Linked DNA regions of Homo sapiens: all the other regions are linked to region 2. Evidence: chromatin loops called from intact Hi-C (ENCODE). Cell type or tissue: IMR-90. All regions are shown on one strand. Each heading gives the region's core, and the rest is flanking DNA. Links, peaks and the distances in the headings are about the cores only.

Evidence for each region. A loop is a pair of places that touch in the nucleus more often than their neighbours do. Peaks named below come from ENCODE experiments on the same cell type or tissue, not always from the same donor. Only the 100,000 strongest peaks of a DNase experiment are listed, where the experiment ranks them.
Region 1: a loop joins it to region 2, with 5 times the contacts of the local background. A loop is called at or near these places in 12 of 110 quality-filtered maps.
Region 3: a loop joins it to region 2, with 3 times the contacts of the local background. A loop is called at or near these places in 2 of 110 quality-filtered maps.

The regions. Positions count from the first base shown.
Region 1 is chr3:54,850,549-54,858,159 of GRCh38, reverse strand. All of the region lies in intron 17 of CACNA2D3 (calcium voltage-gated channel auxiliary subunit alpha2delta 3), which reads right to left. Among named protein-coding and RNA genes, the nearest start is that of CACNA2D3-AS1, 47 kb to the left of the region's middle. In IMR-90, for the core only: a CTCF peak has its summit at 4,153 (motif pointing left); a DNase peak (open chromatin) is centred at 4,079; H3K27ac peaks cover 779 bases; H3K27me3 peaks cover 31 bases.
Region 2 is chr3:55,894,188-55,901,798 of GRCh38, reverse strand. The region is part of intron 13 of ERC2 (ELKS/RAB6-interacting/CAST family member 2); the gene reads left to right. Among named protein-coding and RNA genes, the nearest start is that of MIR3938, 45 kb to the right of the region's middle. In IMR-90, for the core only: CTCF peaks have their summits at 1,764 (motif pointing right) and 3,987; no DNase peak of the experiment used is centred there.
Region 3 is chr3:55,165,951-55,173,561 of GRCh38, reverse strand. The region is part of intron 2 of LOC124906243 (a long non-coding RNA gene); the gene reads left to right. Among named protein-coding and RNA genes, the nearest start is that of LINC02017, 8.4 kb to the left of the region's middle. In IMR-90, for the core only: no CTCF peak of the experiment used is centred there; DNase peaks (open chromatin) are centred at 3,671 and 5,781; H3K27ac peaks cover 3,503 bases.

The sequences.
Region 1 (7,611 bases), core at 1,574-6,573, 1.0 Mb after region 2:
TTATTCAACACTTTGCCTGTAATTACATTTTGATGAGGTTTTTATTGCTAATTCATCATCCAAGATGGGGCATTCTAGATATGAAATTAATCTAGTAGAACAAAGGTCAGAGTGTGTCCAGTGAAAAGAAAAGCCTTTTCCTCATCAAATCCTTTCTTCAAATAATAAAGCAGCCGAGAATCCTATCTTCTAAATCAAATTTCCTTAAAGTGCCTACTCTCAGTTATTAATAGCATAAAGCCAAGGCTCCTTGGTACTTCTACAAGCAAATGTGGATTCTCCAAGCAGGCTGGTGTGTTAGGAATACATGCTCAGGGGCCTGAAATGGAATGGGAAGCATGCTCAACGCCATGGTGTTAATGTAAAAGCCTATGTGAGAGCACTCAAAACTGCATTTGAAGCTCTAGTCTACAGCAAATCAATTTTTGCAGAGACACATCAGCCTGCTGGTGTCTTGGCTTGAATTCTCTCAGAAGTCCCTGAGAACAGGATTCAAGTGCAAAGTTTTTATTTGACAGGGATTCCCAGGAAATACCCGCAGGGACATGGCAAAGTGATTCAGAGATGGGAGGGCAGCCAACAGGGTGCAGGCATGTTACCACTACGGGCAACTGTGGCATAATCCCATCAGGGAACTCTGGGAGCCAGTGTAAAACACAACCCTCAGAGACACCCCACCTGAGAAGGGCAGTCTTTGGCTGAGGGATGCTAATTTCTCGTCACATCTTGTCTGCTGCATGCCTGAGAAGAGATGACTACAGAAGCCAGAGAAAGCCTTCACCTAGCTGCTGTCAGGTATGAGCCATGCTACACATACAGGAATGGTCAGAGCAGAGTGGAGGAAACGGGGCAGTACCAGCAACGACTTCACGACATGCAGCCTCAAATAGGAATTTGTCAACAAAACCTGGGTCACCTACCCTTCTTTGAAAATCTGGCCTAAATCTATGAACAGATTCCAGAACCCAGCATATTCACCATCCCCATGCCTCAGAGTTTTTGTACACACTGTTTCTTCAGCCTGGACCAGTCTCCACAGTTTTTCTCATCCTCCAGGACTCAGCTTAATACATCATCCTGGCCAGGCATGGTGGCTCACGCCTGTAATCCTAGCACTTTGGGAGGCCAAGACAGGTGGCTTGCCTGAGCTCAGGAGTTTGAGACCAGCCTGGACAACATGATGAAACCCTGTTTCTACTAAAACACAAAAAGTCATCAGAGCATAGTGGCAGGTGCCTGTAATGCCAGCTACTCAGGAGGCTGAGGCAGGAGAACTGCTTGAACCTGGGAGGTGGAGAATGCAGTGAGCCGAGATTGTGCCACTGCACTCCAGCCTGGGCAACAAAGTGAAATTCTGTCTCAAAAACAAAAAACAAACAAACGAAAAAACCATCATCCTTAAGAAAGGGTCTCCCTGACCATCTAACTAAGGCAGGTACCTCTCCCGACTTTTTGTTTTCTCAGATTTTTGTTTCTTTTGGCGAGCTTATCCAAATTGTGTAGTATTTTTATTTATCAGTTTGTTTTAGAACTTTAAAAACCCACATCTTCTCTATGAGAATGAAAACACCAAATAAAGGGACAATTCTATCTGCTTTATCACTAGATCTTTGGCATCTAATAGGGTGTCTGCCACATGACAGGTGTTCAACAGACAAATGCCAAGTGAGGGAAGGACAGGAGCAGGTGGGGGAGGGAAAGATGGGAGGAAAAAGGAAGGGAGGAAGGGTTCCAGTCACACACAAATGAGCAAGTAACTCATCCATGTTATCTGAAAGGCCTTCTGCTGCTCCCAAGCATGCTGGACTGTGGCCTCAAAGTTATAGGCTGCAAACCAGCTCCCTGCAGCCTTCCCTAGCTACCCAGTGCACAGCGAGACACCAGGTACTTTCATAAATTCTCCTTCTTGTCAGTACTCTCAACCGTGGTGCTTGATAACATATTGTTTCATTGTGTGCTCGATTTCCTACACATGGGTTTTCTCTCGTCATTTATTTGTCATTCCACCTCCTTTGCCAAGTACCTCACCAGGCCCTGGATATACAAAGCTGAACAAAACACAGTCTCATCAGTGTCTTCATGCTACTTGCAGCACAGAGGAGCAGATGTGTCATGATATTTCTACAATGTCGTGGGGAGCCCAGACTCAAAGGTCCATGCAAGAAGACTTGAGGAATGGGGACAGACCCCTCTGTGGGGGAAGGGGAGGCTGAGAGGACTAAAGTTTTACAAAGGAGGGGTGACAGGGCAGCAGGAGGTGGTGTCAGACTGTGAGCTCCTTGAGAGCAGGGGTCAGAGCCACACCCAGCAGTGGTTCCCAGACTTTGGGATTCATGGTTGGATCAGTCAGGCTGCTCTGGTTGCCAGCAACAGATAACAATTCTTAATCACTTGAGCAGAAGGGGGAGCTTATTGGAAGGGAATATGGAAATTCTCCACTCCCACTACAATGGGAGATAGATAAATAATGAATGAATCAATCAATAAAGGACAGAGGGTCTCTCATTCTTCCTTTTTCTTTTTCCTTCCCTCCATCTCTTTCTTCCTTCCTCTCTCCCTCCTTCACTTTTCTTTGCATTCTTCCATATTTCCTTTCTTCTTTCTCTCTTTCTTTCCTGGCAGAGTAATGACTATAAAAGACAAACCTTCCATGTATTCTCACCTTCGTATCACTCAGGGCCACAGCAGGAAGCACGTGGTATACATGAGCTGGCAAATTAAGGAGGATTTAGTAAAGAGGCTCTTGGAAAGGCCTGGGCAGGGTGTAGGAAATGACAGGAAATGGTGCAGCACCCTGAAGTTAGAAACAGTGGGGCGCACCCACCCATCTGCATGAAGGGTCAGAGGGAGAAGCAGGTGCCGGAGCCCGGAGACTAGTAGGCTTATGAAGCTTTAGAGGGGGTGCAGCCAGTCCCAGAGGACACGGGTGAACACACAGCCTGACTCCCCTCCCCTCTCTCCATTTCCTGTGAGTGTCCCCCACTCAGCAGACCCAGAGTCGCAGCCCAGATCAGAGGGGTCACTGCTGTGTTCCATACAGGTGGGCATCCTAGGGCCAGGGGGATGCTGTCTGGAGAGGCTGACAGAGGCTCTGCAGCCCAACCTGGCATTTTGTCAAATAACCTGAGGACACAGCTTCAGGATTAAAGAACATTCTTTCAGTTGAATAAGCTTAATTTTATGAAGAAAATACACTGTCCTACAAAGCAGGGGTTCCTTGCTGGCAAGAGGGACCCAGAAGAACTATGGGCTCACAGAGGTGGGTAATTATCTATAGCTGTCTTCTTGGTTTTTCTTCTGAAGACTGACCCGAATTTACTTTTTGCTTGACACATTCCTTGGCCTAAGCATCAGGGAATATCTTTTTTGCCCTTCAAATATGTAGTTATTTATTAATTTAATTTTTTAAATCATTATATATAGAGAATCTTCACACACAGTCAACCCCTCTGTGGTGAGCACTCCACGCACGAGGCAATGAGAACTGACCCAGGCAAGGCACCCAGGGCTCTCAGCACAAGGCCTGGCCCGAGACCCGTGGTGAGGGCAGTGTTGTGATTCCTGGTAGCCTGGGTGCTGCGGCGCCTGGCACCCAAAGGGGATTCATAAGCACACTGTCCATAATAAAAAAAATACCTGTGGGATTGATTCCAGACCCCATCAATCCCTTGAGTGTCCAAGCACACACCCAGTCACAGGAGCTGTGGGTTCTCAAGGTTTGCAGAAAGGGCGTAGCTCCCACCCAACAGAAACCCAGGCACCCACTGACTTGAGTTGTAAGCCCTCCCCTCAACGCTGCAATCTGTCCACTCGTGCCCAGACCAGGCAGTGAGGACGGTGCCCTCACCAATTCCGTCAGGAAGAAAGCACACAAGGCTCTGTTTTCTTTTTCTTTCTTTTTTTCAAACCAAATGATGTATTTCCAAAAGAACAGGCTCGCTACGTGGGGTCACACAGTCTTGTTTATTTTTTCTCAGAGAACGCTCTCCTCTGAGCAGATACACTTACTAAGCCTCTGTTAATTCTTTCTTTGAAACTAAACGAAATGGACTCAGACCAGGCCTAGGTTGCAGTCGCCCGGGCTCTGTTCTGAGAATGTGCACTGGCAGGGGCTGGCTCTGCATGGGGACCGGGTACTCGGCGGTGCCCGCGCGCCACCTACTGGACAGTCTCTTTCAGTTCAGCAGCAGCCTGAGAGCGGGGGTCCAGGAGGCTGGCAACAGATCCCTGCATTTGGGGACCACCGAAAGTTCCGTGAACAATGCTAGGCCCAACTCCCCATCCCCCCACCCCCATAGGCTGTGGCCGGCAGAATGCATGGTCCTGAGATGAGACAGAGAAGTCAGGCCTGAGGTCAGTGATCCTGGGGAGACTGTAGAGTATCTGCTGAGTGCAGTCCTCCCCCACCTCCTCTGGGAAGCCCTTCTGCATCTCAGGGCACCCTTCCTCTAAGGAAAAGCAGAGACTTTGTCTGTGAGCCCATAGTTCTTCTTGGTCCCTCTTACCACCAGGGAACCCTTGCTTTGTGTGATGAGCTTCTTGTGGGCAGAGACCTCCTTCTACCTGCTTCTATGTCTCCATTAAATAGCATAGTGCTGGACTTAAGGACATCTGATGAATGCTTGCAGGCAAGCAGGAGGGGATAGGGAGGGATGAAAAGAAAAGGGAGCTTAACCAACCACATTTCTGTTTCTGCACCCGACGTAGCAAGGACTCAACAAATGTTTGGTGAATGAACGTGTGTCACCTGCTCTTCTCATTTATTGTAAGAAACTGGTACTCAGATATCCAACCATCAGCATCACTCAAACATCCTGCAGATCATTCACCAAATATTTACTGACTACCCGCTCTGTGTAGTAGCAAACTCCCAGCTATTCACAAAGGACCACAGGGGAGAAGTTAAACAATAGACGTTTTCCAAGAGTGGTGATTCAAGAAAACTAAAGCAGGGGATGTGATGGAGAGTGATGGAGGAGTATGGCTTCTCTGGGTGGGCGCAGCGATGCTTCTCTGAGGTGACATCTGAGCTAAGAAGTGGAGGATGAGAAAATGCCAGTAAAAGGTGTACCTGGGACAAGATTTCAGGTAAAGAAGAGTTGAGCATGAGAATTTGGAGCAGGAAGGAGCTTGCGGTTTCTGAGGAACGGACGAAAGGACCTGCTATTTCCTCAGTTGCGGAATTGCATAGTTAAGAAAAATTCCATTTGACTTTCACATCTAAATTCTTTGGAATTATACAGAATCTCTTCCTATGGCCTATTGCTTGAACTAAGTCAGCTGGATTCTAGAAGTGCTCCTACCTTTTTAAACCCTTATTTAAACTGATGTTTGATGTGCACTGTCTAGTTAGCATTTAACACATATTCACATGTGTCCATGGGGGATGTCCACTTAGTTCCATACAAGAGGACTAAAGTGTGAGAACATTTACACTGATTAGCATGTCCATGTATCAATCCATGGATTTAATAACCTTTCATGAGGACCCATCTATAACCACTAACAAACGTGCACTGCCCAGGAATCCACAAGAACAAAGAAGCAGAATCCATGTTTGGAATGGGGCAAGGACAGTCCAGAGTGACACAGGGAAAGGCGAGTGCCATCCTGGAACCCAGGCTGTGGAGAGCTGGTGGTGGAAACAGCAATATTAAATTCCAGCGGAGGTGCGAGGACTCTTGGGTTAGGAAAACTTAAACTCGTTCAAGAGTTCATCTGAGTTTTCCAGAACAACAGAAATGGCTTTGGCATCAAAACATTCTGATTTAGATGACCTAAGTGCTCAGGTTCACCTAGTGTGGCTACTGCTTTCCACCCACTGGCCTCCATGACAGTTTGTCTGCGGAAGTCTAGATGGCGTAGGGGTGAACCTACATGGCTAGAATAGGCAGAGTTTCCAGGCCAAACTATGGAGCTCATCTGCCCTGGCAATCAAGTCAAGGCCCCTTGAATTCTGGGCAACCTCCCACTTCCACTCCTGGACACTGGAGAGGCTACAGCCTGGGAGGGAGGGAGGGGTGGTGGCCACGGCAGAGGAGGCTAACTGGCCACTAACTGTTGGCCCAGACTTCCAGGATGGCACAATGACGGGTGGTGGTGGAAATAGAGCCTGCTCTAACCCACTTTAAGGAAAGAGGAGGTCCTATAATCCATTTTATCTAGAAGGGTCCAAAATGTCTGGTCACACTCTAGACCTGTGCTGTCCCTTATGGGGGCCACAGCCACTGGTGGGTCTTGAGCACCTGCAATGTGGCTTGCCTGAATTGAGATGTGCCATGTAGGATACACATCATATTTCAAAGATTAGCATGAAAAGAATGTAAAATATCACATTAATAATGTCTGCATTGATTATATATTGAAACACTGATATTTTGGATATGCTGGGATAATAAAATATATTCTTAAATTTAATTTCACTTGTTTCTTTTGTATTCTTTTAGATGTGGCTCCTAGAAAATTTGAAATTACATAGGCAGCTCCTGTTTGTGGCTCACATTATATTCCTACTGGACAGTGTTAAGTCTAGACAGATTCTGACATGATTACCTCGGTACTGGTCCAAATGGCTGCAAAGACCAGGTATCCCAGTCACTCCCACCCTCCAACCACTCTGCCTCCCATTTCCTGAAGAACCCACGCAGCAGAGTGAACTTAGTACACCTAAACTGACTGGGGTTAAGGGTCCTAGTTCTGGCACTTTCCAGTTATGTGATCTGGGAGACGTCACCTTAGGACTCAGTGCCTCAGCTTCCCATCTGTAACATGAGGATATTTACCTTCATCTTAGAGAAGCCCAGCTGCTCAGCCCAGTACTCACAGTTGTCCTCACTTCAACTCCAGGCTGCTGCTAGATGTATCTTCCACCTGGACCTCCCCTCCCCTTCATCCTTTCCTTAAGCCTCTAGGCCTTTCCAAGGCACATAATATCCTAGGCTTGCTATTCAATTAGTCAGTGATTAAAAGCATTAACACATGTGAAACACTTAGAATAGTTCCTGTCCCATAAAAAGGAATCAGTGAATGTTAGAAAAATATACTAATACCAACAACAACAAACAAATAAAAAGCGCATCTTCTCTACTGTCCACAGTTACTGATACACGTATCGTATCCATCCTATTAGAGTTTGAGTTATTGGAGGTAGGGCACATCTCTGTGACCTCTCTGAGCAGCTTGCTCAAGCCTACAACATAGTGAACATTCAGTGTATGTTGAAGGAATGAATGTGAATTTCTCTCCATCATTTTTACCTCCCATCTCATCCACTCCCACATATGTGACCCATGTGACTGGCAGATTTTCATCCAGAATGAAAACCCTACAGCATCCTTCCTCATCTCCTGGGTTTGCAGACACAGAGCAAACAGCTTCTGGCCAATTTCAATGCAGGCTTCATGGAAATGAGTCCTAAATTTTGCCTGCCTGAGGCTCCTCTGTGGAACCCTGCCATTGCTGCAGCTGCTGAAAGGGAACCTCCTTTGTGTTCTCCTGTCGGTTTGACCAGGTCCACATTCCAGACCTCCTCCTTGGGGGAAGGAAATCAATTTAGCTGTCCCTTTATTCTAAAAGGTAGGGACAGATGGATGACCAATCCGCTGTTGGGCA
Region 2 (7,611 bases), core at 1,591-6,590:
TTGTGGAGGGATTCTTCCTTCAGAGTATGGGAATGGCCTCATCGATCTTATGGATAGTGACTGTGGAAGTGATGGGATGTCACTCACGTGATTAAGCATGTTATTTGGCACAGTTGACTTTAAGAAAGGGACATTATCTTTGGTGGGCCTGACTTAATTAATCCTTAAGGTGAGCCCTTAAATGGGACTGGGCTTTTACAGAAGAAGGAGAGTTAAAGCATGAGATGGATTTGATGTGAGGGAGATTCTCCATTTGCTGGCTTTAAAGATTTGAGGGGACTGTGCGGCAAAGAATACAGGTGGCTTCAATGAGCTGGACATGACAAGGTGACCTCAGACCCACATCTGCAAGGAATTGAATAATCTTTCAACTCCATGAGCTTGGAAGAGGACCCTGAGCTGCTCCAGATGAGAAAGCAGCCTGCCAATATCTTGATAGCAACCTTATGAGACTCTAAGTGGAGACCCCAGTCACACCTTGCCTAGACTTCTGACCTGTAGAACTATAAGCAGCCAAGTTTACTATAATTTATTGTACAATAATGGAAAACTGAAATAGAATACAAAAATCAACTAAGGCATTTTGGAACAGTGCTGGGATCAAAACAGATAATGACTATTCTACTCCAGTGAAACAAAAGAGACCCAAGATCCATCACTAATTTATGTTCATCCACGCATTTGTTGGTGCTGACTATGTGATAGAAAATGAGCCAGGGATTTTCTTGCTCTTGAGGGTCTTGTGGTCCTGGGTTTCCTCCCAGAGCCTCTCAGTAGAGTCCCCTCTAACACTTCTTCCATTATATTTGTATTCAACAATCAGTCTTACATCCTGGTAAAAAGTAAACCACTTGAAAATCCTTTACCCTTTCTGAGCTTAAGTTATCCATCATTTAAATGGTCTGCTTCTTTGGGAATATGTGAGAATCAAATAGGATATTATCTAAATCACCAGTAATGATTACCTTTCTACAGTATGGCTCCTTTTCTTCTTTTCTCCCTTCCAACCTCCCTCCCACATCTGTTGACTATCTACTGTGTGTTTGAGAAGAGGCTGTGCCAGGTGGAGGATGCAAGGGTGCTTTGGACTCTGTGTGCTTAAAAGAGCAAGGTGACATATAGGGAAGCCACTCCCTATTGTTCAAGGTAGATCTTGTGATGCAAGGATCCTGAGGTATCAGGCTTGGAGTCAGGCTTGATTTGAGCTGATAGAAATTTGTCATCATCAATAGGTGTCTCTTCCAGAGCCAAGTCAGTAGGGGAACTCAAAGTAAAGGAAACCCATTTTCTTCTCCTTCCTTGGAATTGTCCCAGCACTGATCCTTGCATTATAAGAAAGTGGGTTTGTTTGAGAACACCACCCTGATTTGTTGAATGGGAATGAACAGACTCTGCTAATGGAGGTGGCCAAGTAGCCTGGACAAATGGTTTTGATTTTCTAGGGCCTCACAGCTTATTTTGAGTGCTGAAGAAACAAAATTATAATAACAAAATCGGACAATACTAAACAAAGCACCAAACAAAATAAGAAAGAAAATGAACATATTGGACTTCCAAAACCCATAGGAACTTTATTAGAGAACAAAGTGAAATGAGTAAAGTGCATTGTGGGGCAGGGTGGAGGCGGCAGGAATTACTGTTGACAGCTCTAGAGTCACCAACAATTGGGCTCTCCCCACCGGATTATAACCAGTATAATCTAAGGGACTCTCAGAACCAAAGTACCCCTGCCTTAAAGAGTAGCCCATCTTAAGGTCATTTTGGCTAAAGTTAGCTGCCATTGTAACTGCCGCCAGAGGGCCCCATCTTTTTCTGGAGGACTGCTTCATACCTGTCCTTTAGAGGCTATGTTTACCTGCAACTGCTTTTTCCATGGGATCAGAAATATTTCCTAGGCAGATCTTTCTTAGTTGAAATTGGTTTAATTACTCTTTTTGTAAACATTTGTAATACATATTTTTATCAATAAGTACAAAGAAATATATAATAGAGTATGTGAAATCCCTAAACCTAGAAACAAACCCATCATGAATATTTTGATACATTTCCCTCTAGTCTTTTCTCCTACGAATATGCAAAAAAATCCCAACACATAGTTGAGATTGTATTGTATCTACCATTTACCACCTGCTTTCCTCACTTAAGATTTCATGAGCATCTTTCCTTTACGTTAAATCTTTTTGCTTAGTGTTTAATATCTGACGAACATCTCAACAATTGGGTGCCCATAATTTATTATTTAATTTCTTTGTAACACTTTTAAATCACACACACACTCTCTCTCTCACACACACACACTCACACACGTATTCCATAATTTTTGTAACTAATTTTTTTGAAGATTGTATACATATATGTTTGTGTATGTATGTATTGTGTATATGTATGTAAATATATCCATACACATACAAACTTTTATTCTGATTTTTATAAATAACATTGTGATGAATATGCTTATTATATCCTTAGAGTAAATTCGTCTGGGAAAATCCCTTATTATATATCCTTAGAATAAATCCAGAAAGTAGAATCATCAGATCAAATAGTAATTCATTAGTTATACTGAATTTAAAAGAATTGAAATGTTTGTTTCCCGTGACCAAAAAAGGTAAATGTTCCACAAAGACCGAAATAATTTCTGAACATCACCATTGGACAACAAAGTTGTGAAAATGGTATGTTCTCATATTGTTCTTTCTAATGCAGTAGCCAATAGACCTGTGACTATTTACATTTAAATTTTAATTAATGTTAAATTAAGTTAAGAATTCATTTCCTGGTTTGCACCAGACACATTGGAAGTGCCGCATGTAGTTAGTGGCATACATATTGGGCAGAAAAAGTTACAACGTTGCCAGCATTGCAGGAAGATCTACTGTGCGATGCTTCTCTATTTTCTTCTCCAGTTCCTTCATCTTTATGTTTGGAATTTAGCCTAAGTAAGATTAAAATATGAACAATGCATATTTTGTGTATGATTAATTTGGTTTGTTACAAAGCGGGTTTCTTGGTGAAAATTTTCACCTTTCCACTGAAGATGAAAAATGTGATGCATCTTTTGGAAAATGTAAAAAAAAAATGGAAATCCAACCCTTTGTCTTGCTTATGCATCCTCTTATAGGCTGAAAATGAAGTACTAGTGTTTAAGCTAATACCACTGTTGATGACAATCTCGGGTGGTTGCATGCTTACTGTGTGCCAAGCATGTTGCTGTTGTACTGCCCGTATTCCTCACAAGGTCTCCGGAAGGTGCAGTTATTATTTACATTTTGTAGAAGAGGAAGCTGACGTACATAGAGGTCAAGCTCCTTTCCTAAAATCACACCGTCAGCATGTAGCTGGGGCCTGATGGGGACCTAGGCTTTCTGACTTCAGAGTCCACATCCTTTACTATCCCTATACTGCTTCTCAAGAATGTCCCAGGCTGTTAGAGAGAAGGCCATCTCTTTGCCACACTGCAGAACTGTGACACACGTGTAATAAAGCCTCCCAGCTGCTCGAGATATACCCCTACACCACATACCCAGAAGCACACCCCCACAGCCTTTTTCTTGAGGAACTTCCACTGAGCCCAATCCCATCTGGAATGAAGAGTGCTCAAGGGCATTTTGGAGAAAGTGTCATTCATTTGTACTCTGACACTTTCTCATTTAACAGACTCTGTTAAGTCAGATGTATGTATTTTTGCACATTTCCTCTCTATCCTTCTTTTATTATGGTGTGAAGTTTTGTTAATAGGCCTGAGAAGAGAAGAGGAAAGGGAGAATGTGAAACGTTGTCAAAATCAAAGAGTTGGAGCCCAAACAAATGTTCTTAATGTGGGCATTTGTTTGCAGGAGAAGGATCAGAGGCAACCAATGTAAGCAAAGCTCCTTGATGCTTAAACTTCAATGAGGAGAAAACAAATCACAAACACAGTCTTAGGGATGGTCAGGTCCAGGCTGAAAGCAGTCTGGGGATTTTCAGTTTCAACCTTTTCCAAAAGGTGTCACTCTAAGGCAGCAGTGGGGAGGTGGGAAGGAGGAAGAGATAGAAATGTCAGATAAGGGTAATTGGAAAAATAAGATTAGTAGTCCTTGTTTTAACAGGTCCTTCAGCCTCCAGCATCACTGTCGGAGGAGTTGCTGCTGCTGACGGGGGGTTTAAGCGTTTATCTTCACCTTCTGATCTCAGGGTGACCTTCTGTGTCCAGAGTTGTGCTGGGCCAAGTCCAGCTATTCCCACAGGACCAATTCACATTCCAGATTTGCTGCAACCTGGGATATGGGGATTTCATTGGTTCTGTGTTCTGGTGCAAACTGAAAACTGCCATCCTCTTGCACTCAGGATGGAATGAAGACAGGAAACCAGGATGGATGGCGGAGCCTAACTCAGAAGAGCCTGTCTGTTTTTGAAATATGGCTTTAAAAATTCCAAATCATTAACAGAAAATACACACCAACTCCATGCTGACATATAATTTAAGGGAAAAAATAGCTTTATCAAAATATTTGAGTATCAGCTCTTGCCAAGCAAGCCTCTTGAAAAGCATGGGAAGCTGCCACGCGTCAGGAAGAGATGCATGGAACCTGGAGTGGGGTCCTGGCAGATAACTGAGAGAGAGGCTGGTTTTCAAATATTTAGTTAAACAACACAAATGTATGTGTAAGTTTAAGTCGACACATGTTAATGATTTAAGGTCTTAAACGGGTTTTTTATTTTATTGTTTTAAGGCTCCACTGTTCACTTTAAAAGATCCGACGATTTCTCCAGAGCCATGCGTAAACACTGGACTTTTTAGAAAGCCAGGTGATGACTTCATTATTCTGAAAGTGAACAGTTATGAATTATTCAGATACAGTAAATACAGTTGAATATTTCCTGGTAACAACTATTTTAAAAGAGAGTTTTAATGATATGATCTGCAACATAGAATGACTAATACAATCAGAAATAGCACACAATTATTCAGGGTTTTTTCTTTTTTTGTAATTGATTAAGCTAAATCAACATCTAGCTTGAAGAAACCTTTAATTATTATGTTCTAGATATGTAACACCAAGCCAATGTATTTTAAAAATGTAATCTTTGATATAAAATCAGAATTCCAGTCTTGCCACATTTGAGGACCTTTTAGGAAATTATTTTAAGTGAAACATCTGGAATATTCTAGAGACTTCTGAGGTGGCTGTGAATCCTGTTTTCACTGAAAATGACATTTTAGCAATTAAACACCTTTTCTAAAACTTTTTTCCCCAGGAAATATTATTGTCTGGTGAATTACTAATAGATGTACTTCTAAAAGAAGCACATGCTGTGTTAAATAGAGACAAATGGGTTGCTTTCTTGCTGGACTGTCAAAAGCTTTTATTGTCTCTTAATTACTGTGATTCTCCAACTAGCATTTTTCTAAAGAATGGGACCACAGGGCATCTTCCAGCTGGGCCACCACCTGCGCTTCCCCAGGCTACTCCACTTGCTTGCCTTAGGGAGGCCAGCCACAGTGCCTAGTGCAGGATGGGCTGCTGTTTTACTCTTTTGCACCACCCAGTACTTTTCTTTAAAATCACTATTGTGATTAAGTAATTTGTTGATTCCCAACTTCCCTGTGGAAACCCTTCTGAAGACAGACCTGTGGCTAGTGTCCAGCAGAGTGCCTGGCATGTGGGAGATGCCTAGCGAGGTGGTGGAATGAAGGAAAGGAGTGTGTATCTCCCAGGTCCCAGGACAGAGCATGTGGAATGCATAGCAGGACCAAAAGCCACATGCTTCTATACCAGCGCAGAACCTGAGACATCTTTATTGTGTCTCTGTGAAACTCACAGGTTCCTGGGTTCTCCAGGCGGCTGCTGGGGTGGCAGCGAACATAGGGCCTCCATCCTTTCAGGAGCCAAGTAACTGAGCCCCCTCATCCCCATAGCAAAGAGAAGGTGCTTGAAGCAAACAGAGAGCAAGAACTTGAAGGGTATTTGTTGAGGATGGCGAAGGGACCACTGATTTATGGGGTAGGAAAGTATCAAGTTTGGACTTACACTTCATCCATCATTGCACTAAGTGGGTCAAAGGAGGGTGTTTCAGAATCACGTCTTTGTGCTCCCCTTCCTCCCATTGCATAGGTATTTATTGAGTGTGGATACTGGTGCTATGTCAGGTACTGAAGGGGCTTGCAAAGAAGATGGAGACACAGTCTCTGCCCTCCAGGGATTACAGTCCAGTTGTATTATAGCAACTAAGCATACATATTGTGCAGAATGGGTGCAGGCAATGAAAACTGAAGGCAGTTGGGTTGGGTGAAAGTAGTGAGGCTAGGAATGGGCATGTGCTGGTGCCTTCCAGGGTATTAGGCAGGGTACTTTCCATGCATTATTTCACTTTACGCTTATGTCAATTCTGTGTGGCTGCTTCTGCTTCCTCTCCACTTTAAAGGGGAGGATCTGTAGGCTTAGAGAGGTCAGTAACGTCTAGGGTTCCAAGACTTGGCTGCATTTTGGAATCACCTGGATCTTTAATAAAATACAGATGCCTGGCTCCCGCCCTCAAATATTTTGATTTAATTAGGAGCAGTGTGACCACGGCATCAACATTTTTAAAAGCTTCCCAAGGGATTCTAACATGCAGTAACCTAACCAATCTTAAACCAAGTTTGGGAAACATTGGGTTAAGATTGGCCTAAGGTCAAAGATCTTGTAGGTGGAACCCAAACTTGACTCATATCTGACTGCTTCTAGAGCTCCAGCTTTTGATCGCTGCAAGCTGTGAAGGAGGTCAGGTGTAGACAGGGCCTTAAAGAATGGGCAGTTTTGATAAGCAGAGGAGTGAATGTAGGGCAGTCCAGGGGTATATGTGCATGTGTATGTGTGGTTGAGCATTGGTGAATGGAGCAATATGCAGACATAGATAGGCTGAATAATTACTAGGCACTGTATTAGAAAGAGTTGATACTTCTGTGGCACTACTGAGTACTAGGCATTGTGCTGAGAGCATTGCCCATGTGAACCCATTTAATCATCATAAAAACCCTTTGAGCTAAGTTATGTCATTAGCTCCACTTCACAAGAGGTACTTGAAGCTCAGAATTTTGTAATTCATTGTTCAGCTGCCACGTACATGTGAGAACATGTGATACTTGATTTTCTCCTTCTGAGTTAGTTCGTGTAGGATAATGGCCTCCAGCTCCATCCATGTTGCTGCAAAGGACATGATTTCCTTCTTTTTTTATAAAGTAGGGAGGGAAGAAGGGGGATGAAGTTTGAAGAAGTACCTGTTGGGTATAATGTTCAATATTTGGGTGATGGGTACACGTAGAAGCCCAATTCCCACATGCAACGTACCTATGTAACAAACATGCATATGTAGCCCCTAAAGCTAACATTTTTTAAAAAAGTCAATTCTATTATTATATTGTCCCCAAATAATCCTTCTTCTGGGCATTTTAATATAATTTGAGTAAAAATTACCATAACCTAATTTTTGCATAGCAATGGTAATGCTTAATACATGTTTAAAGCAAATTTTGCCTCCAAGTTTAAGTTGAGAAACCTAGAAAATTTTGTCTAGGTTCTTTCATGAAGGTAAACAGTCCAGTTTATTTCTATAACTTTGTAATAGTGCTTATTGAATATTATTTATTAA
Region 3 (7,611 bases), core at 1,574-6,573, 730 kb after region 2:
AAAACTGATTCCTGGGATCAATCTAGCAATACTGAAGCAGAAATTCTAGATGAAATGTCCAGAAATCTGGATTTTTGACCAACATCACAGGCAACTTTTATCAGTAAAGTCTGGAACAACGGTGTGGATGTTTCCAGCATTGCCAAAGCTCCCTACCCATGAAGAAGAAGCCAGGTGTCTTTCATGACTGGTGTACTAGCCACCTATGGTAACTAAAGTTGAGGATGAGAGATGAGGACCCATTACCCTGCACCCAACTTAGCAGCACCAAAGTTCATTATCTTTAGGGGCATAATTAGTTCAGGTAGAGCAAAGCTACACTGTAGACACAGTTGTCGATGTCTGCTTGCCCTTCCTCACCTCCTCTTCTCACATTCCTCTCTGAGCCACTCACTTGCTGCCTCTGGGCTCACTGCTCTTTTGAATTCCTGAGGTCAACGCTTTAAATATGATACCCTAAAGCCCCCAGATGAGCTCACCTCTAGATCTCCTGAGAGCAAGTTTCTCGACAGAATATATTAGTATCCTGGCAGCAGCTGGAGGATCAAAGCTAAATCTCCTAAACTGTATAAGTGGAGACTCCCTGCCTAGGGCTTCGGACACCCCTTCAACTTACTGTTGGGTATAGCTACCATACTTTCCTTTGACTACCAAGAGCAGTGTGACCTTGATTCAGAAGTTGCCATACAGGTTTTATTGAGAACCTGTGAATCTTCTCAGAGTATTTTTAGTTGAAAAGTATTGTGGAATTTTATTAGTTTTCTATTGCTGTGTAACAGTATTACCACAAACTTAGCCACTCAAAGCAGCACACATTTATTTTCTCACAATTTCTGTAAGTCAGAAGTCCAGAAACTACTTAGCTGGGTCCTCTGCCTAGAGTCTCATAAAACTGCATTCAAGGAGTTGACCGGGGCTACGGTCTCATCTGAGTCTTGACTGGGGAAGAATCTGTTTTCTAACTAATTGAGGTTGTTGAGAGAATTTAGTTTCTTGAAGCTGTAGAACTGAGAACTTCCATTTTTTATGGCTGTTGACCAGAGGCCACCCTCAGTTCCTTGACATGGGTCTTCCAACATGATCACATGGCACATCAAAGCAAGCAAGTTGGGGAGAGACCCCAGCAAGACTGGTGCTACAATCTTATATTATATAATCATACACATGTAATCACATACATTTTGTCCCCTTTTTCATGCTCTTTTGATTAAAAGAAAATCACAGAGCTGGGCACGGTGGCTCATGCCTGTAATCCCAGCACTTTGGGAGGCCAAGGCGGGCAGATTGCCTGAGGTCAGGAGTTCGAGACCAGTCTGGCCAACATGGTAAAACCCCATCTATACTAAAAATACAAAAAAAAAAATATCCGGGTGTGGTGGCACGCACCTGTAATCCCAGCTACTTGGGAGGCTGAGGCAGGGGAATTGCTTGAACCAGGGAGGCAGAGGTTGCAGTGAACTGAGATTGTGCCACTGCACTCCAGCCTGGGCAATAGAGCAAGACTCCATCTCAAAAAAGAAAAAAAAATTACAGGTCTTGCCCACATTCAAGGGCATGCGCACCCCCAGATGACCCTGAGGGGGATTACCTTAATGAGTTTGTGTGTGAAAGCAGTGATCACTAATTAGAGTGTCTGCTCAACCCCAAAACAACACTACTTCTCTAAGACGTGGGTTAACTGTGGCAGCCATGTGTGTGCTGTGGGACCCCGTACCCTGACCAGAGTTGATTGATGGGCAGGCAGAGACCCAACCCAAAGTGAAGCAATCAAATTCTGCCTTCCAGGATTAGGGCACTGGAGTTTACAAACAGCCAGTTAGTCTGAGCTATTTTCCTTCACGGAAGAGAAGACAACTATTTGTTGGGTGATCTTTTTCCAAAATGTACACGTGGGAAAGACAGAACAAAATTGGGACAGAGAGAATGATGAAGGTGATCTCCAGGGGAAAAAAATGAAAATTAGAGATGGAGAAAACAATTCACAATTCACTTGGGTTTCCAGTGGCGATCTAGTTTATGGTTCCAGGTTCTTATGTAACACATTGATGATGAGTTCCAGAACTCTTTCAATATCCTGTCAGTAAATCTTCTATTTTGCTTAAGCTTGTTCAAGTCGGCTCCTGTTCCTTGTCAAGGTAAAGAATCCTGATTAAGTTGAGATCTCAAAGCGGGCCTTATCTGTTCCTCACTTATAACCTCTCCAGCCTTCATTCACCTGCCCACACATCCATCCACCTAATAGGCATTTCTCTACTCCCTCATATGGCCCCTGCACTGTCCTGGATGCTGGGATACAACAGCAAACAAGACTTGAGCTCCTCACCCTCACCACCTCACAATCTATGGAGATGCCAGGCAGGTAAGCAGAGTCCCAGGTGGGAGGTGCTGAGGAGCACAGAAAAGAGGCAGGAACCTGAGCCTGGGGAGGAGGTCTCCAGGAAGGCTTCCAAGAGGAAGTGGCTAAACTGAGATATAAGAAGCAAGTCAGGACTAACCAAATGAAGGGGATAGCAGAGACAATTGTGCCAGGCAATGGGAACAGCATGTGAGGAGGGGACAAGGCAAATCTGTACAGCCTGGGAGCAGGAGCAAGACAAGTCTGCAGTCAAGAGAGCTGAGTGTATATGAAGAGACCTTTCATGGAAATGGTGAGAAAGCTGACGTTTTATACATCTGTCCCCCAAAACTATTACATCTTTGAAGCTAGGCACTGTAATTTTTTTTAAATTATGAACACTTAGCTTTCCATTAGGGATTTATTAATTTAAAAGTACGTGTTAGGGCATCTTATTTACTTTTTCACTTGTATAAATTAAAATTCACTCTTTTCAATGTAGACATCTATGATCTCTGACAATGCATGCAGCTATATAACCACCCCCATTACCACAATAGAGAATAGTTTCATCACTCAAAAAACTTCCCTCAAGCTGCTGCTTTGTGATCAACCCCTCTCCCCACTCCCTGCCCTTGCTAATATTCTGTATGTTCAGTATTTTATTTAATCTTCATATCTACCTGTGCAGTATAGATAGTAGTATTCTACTTTACAGATGAGGAAACCAAGGCTCAATGGATTGTTGTCTTCCTTCTTTCCCTGGCTTCCTTCTAGAATTGAGTGATTGCTCTGTCTGTGAAGATAAGGGGCCTGTTCCCTCAGATCATCAAGTAAGGCACTCACATTTGTCAGGTCACACACAAGAAAACATCAAGTCAGTTCAGAAAATTGCCCCTTGTTTTCTAAGACTTGAGCTCTGTGCTGAAAGGATATAAGAACAGAAAACTGGCATTATCCCTGGGTCAGATCTGCGTTTCCTGGCCTTCTGCTGTGGGGCCGAAGGCATGCATTTCATGAAGCCAATAAAATGCACCTTGTTCTCAAGAAATGTTACAACAGCTGGCTTCCAGATCCTCTGATTGTTATGTCTTTTTTGAGAAGTATCCATTAATTACTTTTAATCATCTCTTGATTTTACCAGGAAGGTCATTATTTCTACAGGGAGCTTACGGACAGATTTGGGAGTGTTTTCATGTTGTTTTTTTCCTGTGGTGTGGTGTAACTTTCTTTGTCATCAATACATACGTCAAAGCAGGCTAACCAGAGTATTTCCCCAGCCACAGCATATGGTTGGGTCATGCAAACAACCATCGTAAATCCTCCTTGACAGTGGCCCAAAATGATATCGTGACCTGGTCCCAGTGGAATCCAGATTTATGAAGATCTGAATGTGAGAACTGAGTGTTAGGAGCATGGATTTTTGAAAATGTGCCACATGAATACATCTGTCTATTTATATGGCTACTTGCCTCCATATGTGGCCAGTGAATGAAAAATATGTGCAGAGGTATTTGAAAAATTCTTGAGGTGCCTGAATAAGCTCGCCTGGTCCCTGGCACAGAGTCAGCACCCAATAAATATTCCCTGAGTGAGTGAGTGAATGGATGGATGAAGGAAGTGGAACTTGGGTCAGTTATAAGGCATCTCATTTTTCTAGAAAGTAGCTCACTACTATAAGGGCATACTTGATTACCTTTTCTACTTCTGAATGCACCCAATTTTGTTCAGGAAACCTCTGTATCCTCAATCCCAGTGGTAACTCTTAGTCTAAGCTAATCAGAACATGGCATTTTTTCATGGAGACTATGATTGGTCTGGGAAGATGCAATGTGACCTCTGTTGGCCCAATCAGATTAAAGGGGATGAGTTTTAAGTCCATGGCATGGGAAGAAGTTTTTCATTTTTTTTTCTCTGGGGAAAGACAAGGGATGTCACCCTATTTCTGCTCTAGGGCTTTTCCCTTCCATGCCAAGATCCTGCCTGGGCTGCCCCATTTACCTTATGACCTTGAGGGGAATCATTTTGGATTTGAGCCTAGTCCTGTGTAAAACAGAGAGCAGAAAACAATCTTATTCTTGATGACATAGTTGAGCTCCTGGACATTCCTGGAGAAGACCAGGATGCTGGACCAGATTTCACTCTTGTTGTTTGACAGAGCAATTTCCTTCTGGTTACCTTATGTTGGAATTTTTGTTGCTCTCTCCTGAAAACAAAAAGCTAAGGTGAAAGTCTGAAGTTGAGAAGAGAATAAGGAAGAAAGCTCAGTTAGTTATTTTGTGTTGTTTCTATCAACAATAATAGCAACTTTTGCATGTAGAATACATGCATGAAGATTAGTGTTAGATCCTGTCTTTCATTGTATGTATACACACCCCTGGGAGGTGAGTACTGTTATGCTTGCTTTGCTCACCTCCCTCAGGTAAGATTTGCCCACCTGGAAAAGAAGTTTTCCTCCTTTTCTAGTGATGCTGTGAGTCTTTTTCTTTCCCCTTATTAGTTTTTGCGCTGGTTTCCCTGGCAACAAAGAGAAAAAGAGGTTTCCATTATTATGTACTTCACAATCTGTCATGTCTTCATCCATTCATACTATTGTCCTTCTCACTGGTTCATGAAATTTAGAAAATGGGTTAGCAATTATTCCTTTTGCAGTTACTATAAGCAGGGTGTAGGCACGGAAGAAAGAGAAGAGGAACAGCATGGTCTGCTTTGTTTATGCAAGTTTTACAAAGAAACATGAAAACAACCCTTGCCTACAGTGATCTTATTCTCTAATTGGGGCACCAGGGCAGGGCATTTCAGATGGTGATAAGATACTTGAATAAATAGAAATACAAAACTGTGTTAGCCATCAAAAGCTAGCATGTCATTAATTCTTGGATGAGAGGAACATATTACTTTCAAATCCAGACTTATTTTTTTTCCTCCACCATCATCTTTTGCCTGGAGAGCTGCAGTGACTTCCAGATCTGCTTCCACCCTGTCTACTGTCAGATTGATTCTTCACACTGAAACTAGAGAGATTTTGTGGAGAAGCAACGCAGACCATGTCATTCCTCTGCTCTTTCTTGCATGCCTACAAGATTCTGCCTGGGGCGTTCCTCCAACCGCTATACCCTGGTCTTATGCCATGCCCCGTCCAATTCTTTCTGTTGCTTTCCTTTTGGGAAATTTCCAGCCCCACCAAGCAAAGGCCTTTTCATATGCTGTTCCCTCTGTCTGAAACACCCTTTTCTCTTCTCTTCAATTACTCAACACCTATTTATCTTCCTTCCTTTCTCACTTCAAACATGCCATCCTCAGCAAAGCCTTCTTTGAACTCCTTGTGTCAGATAAAACCTACAACAGGCTCTCATAGCACTAAGGATCTTCCCTTTGGCCTTGTCCCAGCTGCAGCTCTGCAGTTTGAGTCATCATTTAAGATACACCTCCAGATAGAGAGGGATCTTATCCATGTTTAGTCACTATTGGATCTCCAGAGCTTGACAAAGCATCTGGCATATGGTAGATGCTCAGTAAATATTTATTGAAAGAAAGAATGAGTATATAAACATGCAATCCATGCTCACTTTGTGCCAGACACCATGCTATGAACCTAACCATATTTTCATGTACTTATTAGAACTCTTTAGTTCCTTTCTATGAGAGAAACACTATTGTTGTCATTCCCATTTTATAGTTGAGAGCACTGAGGCTTAGAGAGATGAAAGGTGTCCAAGGTTACACACCAAGTAAGTGAGAGAGCTGGGATTCCAGCTAGGCACGTGGCTTCACATACTGAACTCTTAACTACTGGCCTCTGCCACGTCTCACAGAGGAAAGAAAGTTCTGGAAGGTCAGAGGAAGGAGAAGCTTTGTAAGCAAGCAGGAGTTTGGGCTAGTCCCAAAAGGCAAGCTGGCTTCATCCAGAGAGGGGATAAGAAGGAGGAGTGGTGCAGTGGCACACTGCCAACCTAAAGGCACCTTAGAGCAAGGTTCCCTTCTGGGTGGGTGAATTAGAAAAAAAATGCCTTGTCCTTCCTGCAAGAGCTGGCTTAATTTCAGCTTCCACTTTCTGGCTCTCTGGGCCACCCTCACCACTCTTTTTTTCTTTTTTCTTTTTTTTCCAGTGCACAAACCACTCAGCCATATGCAGCACTCTGCAGGCATGAAGACTCAGAGGCAAAAAAACAAGAAGTGAAAAACTCCATTTGGCTAGAGTGGAGGCTTTCTGAAGCAGATATAAAAGTCTAAGACTTGTGCTGTCCAATATAATAGCCCCTTACCACACGTGGCTATTTAAATTTCAATGAATTAAAATTCAATACAATTGAAATATCTGTTCGTCAATTATATTATCTGCTTTTTATAGCTACCTGGACTTGATAGCTGCCAGAGTGGAAAGCACAGATAGAAAACATTTCCATTGTTGTGGAGAGTTCTATTGGACAGCTCTGGTCCAGAAAGCAAGGTGGAGCCATTGACTGTAAAAAAATTGCTCACCCTTTATGCATGCCATGGGCTATGAGGAGTCATGAAAGGGTTTTAAGCAGGGAAGTGGTGTGAAAGAAGTATAGTGCTAAGAGAAGTAATAATATCGTTTATTGAGGGATAAGTGTGTTAGGTACCTCACAAGCATGATTGCATTTAAGGCAGGTAGTATCATATCCCCATTGTACAGACAAGGAAATTGTGGCACAGTGAGGTTAAATAACTCATACAGCTCCAGGTCTGTCTGATCCCAAAAGGTTCTACCTTATACCATGCTCCTAGCCTGTACTCTAATCAACATGATGATGGGAGTGTATTATTCAAAAAAGCAGAGCTCAAGTTCAGAGAGGCCCGTTTGGCAGCCCTAGTAGGCATGAAATAATAATGACTTCAACTAGGGGGTCAAGAGCTCCCTTTGTAGCAAGCTTCAGAGGTTTCTTGTTCTTTGTTCTTGGCCTGTAGTTTCCTCCCTTCCTCCCCAACCATTAATCGCAATCGCTTTCATTTTCTTTGGAATCATCTTTGCTTATTCTTTTGCTCCTCTTGTTGGTGTTTCCAGAGAAAATTGTGTTTGCATTAGGTTTTATCCTAATAAATTTTTATCCCTGGAAGTACGTCTCCTGCCTCATCCTGCTGTTAGGCCTCTTCCTAGAGATCCCAGGACACAGCTGGAGAGCTTGTGTGGGCCCCACCATGAGCCAAGCCCACAAATCCCATCTGGAAATGTGCGTGGCAGAAGTTTCCCTCTCCTTCTAGTTTTCCTGGTGAATGGAAATGCACCAGTGTGTCCCATTTCCTGCTGGGAC